Linked DNA regions of Homo sapiens: region 2 is linked to region 1. Evidence: read pairs that join two places in POLR2A ChIA-PET (ENCODE). Cell type or tissue: A673. All regions are shown on one strand.

Region 1 (5,000 bases):
ATTTTGGGGTTCCAGGGACTTCTCTGAACACCCACAAAGCAAAAGGTCTACTACTCTTACTCCACACCTGAGAATTACTGCTTTAGCCACAGCCTGCTCTGGTCCCAGCAAGACCTTTTCATACCGAAAATGGGTCAAAGGCAGGGTGTAAAATAAGAGGAGAAATTGTGTCTAAAATGTCATTTCTCTATTGCTGTGGCTCCTAAGAGACAGTACCTGGCTCAGCGCTGGGTTAGCTGTGTACGACTGACTCTCAAGAGATGGAGGAAGGAGGTCTGGGGTGGGTGGCAGGACCCAAGCCACAGGTTCCCCAGGTGGGCCTGATAGCTCTTGGGGGCGGCGGTCGTGGTTCCACTGTGGATAGGCATTGACACGACCATGCCGTGTGGCGTGTATGCAGCTGGGGACGTGTGGACAGAAGAGGATGTGCATCAAATTAAACCATTACTAAAATAAGTCCTACTGGACAACACAGATCATGCAAGACTCACGATCTGGTCTGAGGAGAGGCGGAGAGACTTCTTATATGAAGTTGTGCTGCCGTGGCTCAGGGGCTCTGTGGGGATGGGGTCCACTGTGATGGATTCTTCGAGCTCCTGTGATCCCTCGTCACTCGAGGAGTCATTCTCGGCCGGCCTGTTCAACATTAGCCCAGTTACGGAAGAGGCAGCAGGGCATTTTATTGATGAGAGCTTTTCATTTAGGATCAAGAAAATAAAGATATCCTAAATCTTTTCTAGGAATGGGTAGAGTTATCCCTTCTGCCATTCTCCCATATCCACAGCTCTGTACGCCTGAAATATTCATATTGTTAACTGATAAGGCCACTTTCATAACTGGCAAGCACTTACTTTCTGACTATGACCTGCTATTTTCTGCTATGCCCAGTGAATGCTAGAAGGTCTACTGACTCTTGTTGAAGAGGGTATGTATGTTTCACAAGGCACAAATCAAAGAAAACATAATCGCTTACAATGATTTAACAAACTCCGGCTGGGTGCGGTGCCTCACACCTGTAATCCCAACACTTTGGGAGGCCGAGTTAGGAGGACACCTTGAGCCCAGGAGTTTGAGACCAGCCTGGGCAACATAGGGAGACCCAGTTTCTACGGAACATTTAAAAATTAGCCAGGGGTAGTGACACTTGTCTGTGGTCCTAACTACTTGGGAGGCTGAGGCAGGAGGACTGCTTGAGCCCAGGAGTTTGAGACCAGCCTGGGCAACACAGCAAGACCCTGTCTCTACAAAATACAAATTTAAAAATTAGCCAGGCATGGTGTCCCACACCTGTAGTCCCAGCTACTTAGGAGGCCGAGGCAGGATTGTATGAGCCGAGGAGCTATGATTATGCCATTGCACCCCAGCCTGAGTGACACAGTGAGACTCTAGAAAAAAACAAAAACTAGTAAGAAAAATTTTAGACACCCCTTAAAAGATATAGGATGGGGGGCGGTAAGGGGCAAGAAAATAAACCCTCAGCCTTAGACACTAAATGAGACAGCCAAGGGCTGGGAGAAGCAAGCATGCACTGGCCGGGGGAGGTGGACAGGCAGAAGCAGGAACACGGCGTATCGCGAGCAACTCCTCTCAGGGCTGCTCACCCTAACTGTCCAAAGAATGCTGTTTCTTCCAGGAAAGGAAACCCACCCAAGCCAACCTGGAGATTATTTTGTATGTCTCCCTTTGGCTCCGGATGGGATGCAGGGGGAGCAGAGGCACCTGGGCCAACATGGCTGAAGCGTTCCTCACGGCCCCTTCCCATACGCTGGCGCCACGGCTCCACAAGGAGGCAGGGTATTTATTTTTCTAAGCTGGTGATGTTTTTTAGAAAAGCAGTTGTCATCTGCTGAGTGGCACAAATATATCACAGCATGTAGTATCTGCAGAAGATACTCCCAAGAACTAAACAAGCTGCCAAAATCAACTTAGAAGTAATGGCCCTGCTAGAGGGCCTGAGTGCTATGAGCCGGGCAGAGGACAGGGCACCCACCTGGCACCGGCCGGCTCCTTGGAGCTGGATGGCAGGTCACTGGCTGGCGGTGCCTCAGATTTTCCCTCCTTGGATTCTGGCAGCTGTAACAGCAAGATGATAATGGCAACATGCAATTTTTTCCCTACAGATAAGCCAAGTTCATCAGCAGCCCTCTCTAGGAAAGAACACAACTGCCTTCTGAACCCACAACTTAAAAATGCTCAAAAACCAGACTTTCTCTATTCTGAGCCAAAGAATTAGAAACCTAAGACAGAAGTCATGTGCTTCTATGCAAATCACTGTCCCTACAGACCCAGAAGGAAAACATTTTAAGAGCACCATTTCAAGTCACAAAACATAATACAAGCGACCCAAACTTGTTAGGTCCCCAGCTTCCTTCTCCTCCTGGGAGTAACTCACCACGTGCAGAAGGGACTGAAAGGCAGCCCCCTTGCTGACGTGGACATGAACTTGGTTCAGGCAAGACTTCCCTTCTGACATTTGAAAAACAGGTGAGAACTCCCTGAACCCTCTTTTTCAGAAGGTGTTGGGGAAAAAAAGACTTGCTCTGCTGCTTGTTTAGTATGGTTCTCTGGATGAATTTCTATGGAGACCTGGTGGAACAGATTCTGGTTATTTGCATCTGGAACTATGCAGGCAGACGATAACCTTCTGCTCCTATCTGATAGGTAATACAGTGAAGCAGAAAGAGCACAGGCTCTGGAGTCAGACTCAAGGTCTTGCCCCAGCTCCGTCTCTCACCAGTTATGTGACTTCGTGAAGCACCCAAGTTTCCTTACCTGTGAAATGGCAACTCGAACATCTCTAGTGCTGAGCTACAGTAAAGGACCACTTGGGACAACACCTGCACGTCCTAAGTGCTCAAAAATGGAAACTGCTATATGGTAAAATAGCCCTATACAGTCCAAATTCCTGTGCCTGACAAAAAGGTTTTTTGAATAAATGAAAGATTCATTTCTTTCAGCCCACGGAAACAATGACCTCTAGGTCTGTTACCTGTTTGGTCATGCTTTCTCTCTTTCGCCAAAACCACCAGCGACCAGATTTCTTTGGCATCTTGTCTTTCACCCAGGACTCAACTGTGGCCTGAAAACAACCAACCTGGGTTAGTCTGGGCAATCTACTGGCCACACAGCACCTACCTTCTATGCTAGCCTGAAGGACGGGGCCTTACTATGGAATGTGAGAACGTGACCGATGCTCTCTTCACACCTCCCAGATTCCTCTAGCGTTTTTAACACCTCTGAGAGACAGACCCCGTCCTGCTTTCATGGCAGCACAGCTCTGTGGCATGAGACCAGGCGGTCTGCTATGTAGGACCTTAGGGGCTGACAGGTGGGCAAATCTCATTTATCTATCTTTGGAAAATGTGGTTCTCATGAGTTAAGAGGACCAACTAGGCTGATGATGTCTTCTTGGGGGACAGATTAAAAACCAATTGTGAGTTTGTATATAACAGGTATGTTAGCCACCATCTGCCCTAACCACACTGATGTCAAGCTTCTCTTGGCTACATCACCTTCTTCTTGCTGCTTCTTCCCATATTAATGGGAGAAAAAGTTTTTTTCATTCATTCCATATTTAACTTATGATTAGTAAAATCTCTCAACTTTTACAGACCATCAGAAACTAGTATTTATGTCTAATAAAAATGAAATAAAGAAGTGGCAGCCCTGCTAATTTCCCAGAGTTTGGGCATGAGATATTTTTAGTGGGTACATATGACTTTGATCTTTTATATTAAATATTAAGCTCAAGTAAAACTTTGAATAGTACCCAGTTCAGAAATATGCACATATGGATTTGTGTAAGTACTAGACACTGCGGATGCTTTCGGAAAGGCAGCAGATGGTGGATCGCCTCACCTTAGGCAAGCTCTTCTGGAATACTTGCAAGCTAAGGATCATGGGAGCTGCCAAAGCCCAGTTATAGTAACTGTGAGAAACAAAAATTGTGCAAAACCATTACACAGTGAAAGTGAGCAAGAGAGAGGGGAGGGAATCAGGGAGGGAGGGAGGAGGGAAGTGACATATAAAATTGCTTATTCTTTTCAATAAAGATGATCAGCTGAATTTTTTGTCACATGAATAACCTTCGCTTCAAGCACAACTTCTCTGAACAGAGAAGCCGTAAAATCTATCAAACAGAGTAACATTTCAATGCTTCTTTTAAAAATAAAATTGAAGCTTTACTTTCACTTCAAAGTCATTGCCCACTGGCTAATTTATATGAGATGACAAGTTTTATAAGAAGGAACACTTTTATAAGTAACAGTTAAAAATGGCACTTGTAAAAAAACTGCAAGAGTATTTAACAATTATAAAAGCAGGAGTATTTACCGATTATATATCCTTATTACAAGGTTAGGATTGTCTATAAGTCCAGGGTTTTCTGCAAATTCGTGATAAGTAATGATATGCTCCATGAATTTTTCTGCAATGTAAAATAATAATCAATTTGGTTAGAGATTACATAAATCCCTATATGAGATTATAATACTCTCTGCATTGCAGAAATTGAAGGCTAAAATCATCTGTCTAAAAAAACTAATTTTTGAATATTCATCAAAAGCAAAATGTCAGACGCTTTTTTTCCCCAGGACAAGAAAGAACACTTCTTTTCTATTCTCCTTTTCCACTGTCTCCCAGTGAAAACAAACAAACTAGTAAAAAGGGACATGACAGAGACTTTCAAAAAAAATACATACAGATGTGGCTAGAGAGGGACGGAAGACAGACACAGAAAGACAGACAGACACACACACACGAAAACTGTCGAAGTTCTATTCTCAGAGGAAGAAACTTTACTGACAGGCAACGGCATAACTGGGGAATATTCATAGGGGTCTTACAGCTTTAGCAAGCTACATTATATCAAAACATATCTTAAAATTGTTTGGGCCAGGCACAGTGGCTCACACCTATAATTCCAACACTCTGGGAGGCCGATGTGGGCCGATCACTTGAGGTCAGGAGTTAGGGACTAGCCTGGCCAATACGGTGAAAAC
Region 2 (5,000 bases), 150 kb after region 1:
CCAAGGTGTGACAGTCTGAACATTTATTTGTTAATAACTCCTCATAGCAGTCTGAGGCCCAGTGCAAATCACAATACTAATACTTCTCGGTGGCATTAATTATCTTTGTTTTTGTTTGGGTTTATTTGTAGGACTAGGGTAATCTATAAAGCTAAAAGGCCAAACTACATACTATTTTACTGCATATTTCATCTAGATAATCTATGGCTATAAATCAGATTCTACAAGCTAGTCCAAAAACACACTTATGGAGGCTCATCTGTGCCTGACATCTATTGACATATGTTGTTAGAAAGCTATTTAAAACAGATAAATATGCACTTGGTAGTAGAGCCAAGAGTGAATGAAAAGCAGAGTTGCCGCCAACACGAATGAGGCATGTTCTCTGTCCCGGGATGTGAGTTTCTCAGAATTCTACAGTAGGTCATGAGCAGACCCATGCAATATATTCTCTGCAAGAGAATATTAGGAAATACAACCCTTTTTTGTGTGATCTTGGTGTAGAAATACTACAGATATAGACGAACTAAGAGAAAGCTAGGTAGATGTACTTTTAATTATGTTAAAAGAAACTTTATGAAGAAGTTATTAAAACTGAGGAAATGTTTAAAAAGTGGCATACAAAATGACGTTAAAAAGTGGTATATAAAATGACGTTATTATAGTAACCATCATGCATAGAAAAAAGGCTAGCAGGAAGTACCCTAAAATGTTCATATTATGGCTGGTAAAACTATGGATACTATTATATTATAGTTTTTTCTAATTTATATTATTATAAATGTATTTTCTGAAACAAGCATGTCTTACGTCTGTTGTAATAAACAAAATGAACTTTGGAAAACATAGAAAAACAAATTTTCTGGCTGGTCACGGTGGCTCACACCTGTAATCCCAGCACTTTGGGAAGCGGAGGCAGGCGGATCACCTGAGGTCAGGAGTTCCAGACCAGCCTGGCCAACATGGTGAAACCCTGTCTCTACTAAAAACACAAATACTAGCTGGGCATGGTGGCATGTGCCTGTAGTCCCAGCTACTCAGGAGGCTGAGGCAGGAGAATCGCTTGAACCCGGGAGGCGGAGGTTGCAATGAACCGAGATCACGCCATTGCACTCCAGCCTGGGTGACAAAGTGAGGCTCCATCTCAAAAAAAAAAAAATTTCCTACCTAAAAGCTTTTAGCTTTCTAATATTTAGCATTTTTAATAATATTACATTTTTTAAATAACATTATTTATCTAAAAAGATATTAAAAATAAAGATGCCATAAAATGTAAAGACAGATTTTGGCATGAGCAATAGATGTGTCTTAGAGAGTTAAACAGGGCCGGGCGTGGTGGCTCACGCCTGTAATCCCAGTACTTTGGGAGGCCGAGGCAGGTGGATCACGAAGTCAGGAGTTTGAAACCAGCCTGGCCAGCATGGTGAAACCTCGTCTTTACTAAAAATACAAAAATTAGCCAGGCATGGTGGCACACGCTTGTAATCCCAGCTATTTGGGAAGCTGAGGCAGGAGAATTGCTTGACCCTGGAGGCAGAGGTTGCAGTGAGCCGGGATCACGCCACTGCACTCCAGCCTGGGTGACAGAGTGAGACTCCGTCTCAAAAAAAAAAAAAAAGAGAGAGAGTTAAACAGAAAGATTGTCCTCTGCTTTGCTATAATAAATCTGTTTTAAATCTTTAATCTCTGGGTAACATGAATAAGGGTACCTTACATCTGTAATGTGCTTCCGATGGAATAGGTACTATTGGTCCTATTTTATATAAGAGAAAACTGAGATTCAGAAAATTAAATGACCTGTCTAAGATCATAAGGCAAGATAGGAACAAAGTGAAGACTAAAATCCGTTTCAAGGGTTTTTTTCCCCTCTATGCCACATACAGACAGCAAAGACCATCCTTATCCCTGAATGTCATAGGTACACGGAAACACAAGAGACATAATTGATTGACTAGACCAAATAATTAAGATACTTATGCTTTGCTGGCCTAATAGCAATTTCCTCAAAACATACTTTCAGTGTTCTCATTTTTGAACAAGTTAATTCTTTTAGAGAAGATATAAAGCTTTTTGATTGATGATTCAATGAATTTTACTTCTCTCATTCTTCAGACTGATATATTAGAATGTCCTAGATGCCACAGAGGAATTTCCTGGAATTTGATCTATTTTAGCTAATAATTACTTTCCTAAAATGTATTCTGAAAGAAACAGAACAAAGGAATAAGCCCCAAGCATTCTACATTGGAATTTTACTAATTCTCATTTTTATGACTCAGGAAATAATAAATCATAATACTAACGAAAACACTGTTTTATATAACAGTAAAGTCATCTTAAAGAAAACACAAATGGCTGCTTTGTGGGGCCTGGCTCTGGCTAACTGTTCAATCTAGCCCAGTGGTCCCCAACCTTTTTGGCACCAGGGACCGGTTTCATGGAAGACGATTTTTCCACAGACCAGGTCGGGGGTGGGTTTGGGGATGACTCAAGCACATAACATTTATCATCAGATTCTTATAAGGAGCGCACAACCTAGATCCCTCGCATGCGCAGTTCACAATAGGGTTCGCGCTCCTATGAGAATCTAATGCCGCAGCTGATCTGACAGGAGGCGGAGCTCAGGTGGTCATGCTCGCTCCCTCGCCCACCACTCACCTCCTGTTACACGGCCCAGCTCCTAGTAGGCCACGGACTGGTACCGGTCCATGGCCTGGGGTTTGGGGATCTCTAATCTAGACTTCACACGGCTGGAATCCAGTGGCAGGTAGTACCATGATGAACCGGGCTCTGGAGCCAGGCTGCCTAGGCTCAGCCTTGACCTACCTCTTAGCTGTGTGACCTTAGGCCGGTCACCTCCCCGAGCCCTAGCTCCCTCATCCCTCAAGTGAGGAGCACCTACCATGTAGAATGGTGAATGTGAAATGAATTCACATATGTAAAGGGCTTTGAGCAGTGCCCCCCATATTGTCAATGCCACTGAGGGTACAGTGTAAGGAAACTTATTATCTGCACCCTCCTGGGGATGCCATGTGACCTTCTTCTCAGTGGGGCTCCTAGGAACATTTGCAGTTTGGAACATTTGCATCCTGAAGTTGGACTGAATGTGGCTACATTCCATTGGATTATCTTTGCCAGGCCTCCGTTCTCTTTCAGCTCAGGATATTTCAAGGAAACACAGAGGTTAAGGACACTGTCAAGAGTGTAAATGGGAGGCCTGGTTTGATTTGGAAACTGATTTCAGCTCTTGGAATCCCAGAAGTGAACTTGAATAGAGTCCCTGTATAACTGCACAGAGGTTCAAACTCACCTTCCCCAAAGTCAACTTGAGATCTCCAAAGCCTTCTGAGAGTGGACCAGAAACATGCTAATGTCTCACTCTGCCAGATGCTATAACAACAACAATAATCTTGGGCACTCGTTGGATTAGGCTTCTTTGGTGAATGCCCATTCATTCATATCATGGGAAATTTGGTGCCTCCTGGTGCACACTGCTTCATTTCTGTTCCAGACCACAGATGTGTTAACCGTGTGTATAGAAAGAAAGGTAAGAATGTGGCTCCAGATGCCTGGCACAGCAGAGAGAGCCCAAGCATGACTGTCTGGAGGTGGAGGCTGCATTATAGAGATGTCTATGAATTATGGTACTTCTTAAATCACAAAGAAAGATGTACTGTAACTATGACTGGCCTCAGCATGTACATGTTGAGGGAAAGAGCTAACCTCACAGTAACAGAATGCCTTGGATGTTTATCTCCTGGGCTCACCAATGTCAGACTTGAGAATTAAGAAGACTCCTTACTTGAGAAGAACAGAAAAATTTTTTCCCTATCCTCCCCTCTTCCAGTGGGGAAAGAATTTCTTTTTCTTTCTTTCTTTTCTTTTTTCTTTTTCTTTTTCTTTTTTTTTTTTTTTTTTTGAGACAGTGTCTCACTCTGACACCCAGGCTGAAGTACAGTGGTGCAATCTCGGCTCACTGCAACATCCGCCTCCTGGGTTCAAGCAATTCTCATGCCTCAGCCTCCCCAGTAGCTCAGATTACAGGTGTCTGCCACTGCGCCCAGCTCATTTTTTTTTTTTTTTTTTTTTTGTATTTTTAGTATAGACAGGGTTTCACCATGTTGGCCAGGCTGGTCTCGAACTCCTGACCTCAAATGATCCACCTGCCTCGGCCTCCCAAAGTGCTGGGATTACAGGTGTGAGCTGCCGCGCCTGGCAGGGAAAGAATTTCTACACAGCAAGTAAGTTCTCATTTACTTACTTGTGGGACCAGTTAACTTTCAAATCCTCCACATAGTAAGTTACAAAAGAGTACAGTTGGATGCCCTCGGCTGTGCTCTGGATTTTCAGGTCTGTAGCAGACAAAGCTGAAAGAAGAAAATAGCATATTTCATACATCTGCATGCCCCTCCTGGCAGGAGGATCATAAAGCATTGTTGTGGTGCGAAATGTTTGACTCACCTATTTTTTTGCATACTTCCATCATCAGTTCCTTAAAGGCTGTGGAGAGAGATTCAGAGCCAAAACTTTAGCATAAAAATTCTCAATGTAAGGTTAAATCTCAAATTCTTAGCTCTCAAAAATTCCCTTTCTGGTTGAAAGGAAATGGAAACAAGGTGAATTTGTCGACCCACTGATAATGAGTATTCTTTGAGGAAATAGTTCAATTTTATCAGGTTTTAAAAGATCCCTGCTTATTTTGATTTTTTTTCCCTTGAATTCTTTGTCACAATCGCCATATTTACATTCTAGAGAAAGGGCCACAAGAGATTTCTAGGAAGGTTCTTGGCTTTGGGATTCTCTTTCTTCTTAATTCCCAGGAAGCCTTAGTTTACATTAGAGGACATTTTCTTAGCCGTGTCATCGATTCATAATGAATTAACCATGTAGGTCTCCTGGCCTTCATCAGCCTGATAATGCTTTTTGCCAATAAACACATTTAGCCCCACTTCCACCCAAAGTAGGAAGGTGAAATTAGTCAGACTTCTGCTGTTTGTTAG

The links. ChIA-PET counts read pairs that join two places held together with the same protein. Peaks named below come from ENCODE experiments on the same cell type or tissue, not always from the same donor. Only the 100,000 strongest peaks of a DNase experiment are listed, where the experiment ranks them.
Region 2: POLR2A ChIA-PET joins it to region 1 with 7 read pairs; 2 of 35 experiments call an interaction of 5 or more read pairs at or near these places.

The regions. Positions count from the first base shown.
Region 1 is chr18:2,924,733-2,929,732 of GRCh38, forward strand. LPIN2 (lipin 2) reads right to left here. Exons shown (of 20, transcript NM_001375808.2): 10 at 4,333-4,426; 11 at 3,859-3,928; 12 at 2,990-3,079; 13 at 1,991-2,073; 14 at 492-636. Among named protein-coding and RNA genes, the nearest start is that of LPIN2-AS2, 40 kb to the right of the region's middle. In A673, no CTCF peak of the experiment used is centred here; no DNase peak of the experiment used is centred here.
Region 2 is chr18:3,079,528-3,084,527 of GRCh38, forward strand. MYOM1 (myomesin 1) reads right to left here. Exons shown (of 38, transcript NM_003803.4): 32 at 4,462-4,500; 33 at 4,262-4,367. Among named protein-coding and RNA genes, the nearest start is that of LPIN2, 69 kb to the left of the region's middle. In A673, no CTCF peak of the experiment used is centred here; DNase peaks (open chromatin) are centred at 2,274 and 2,354; H3K27ac peaks cover 1,849 bases.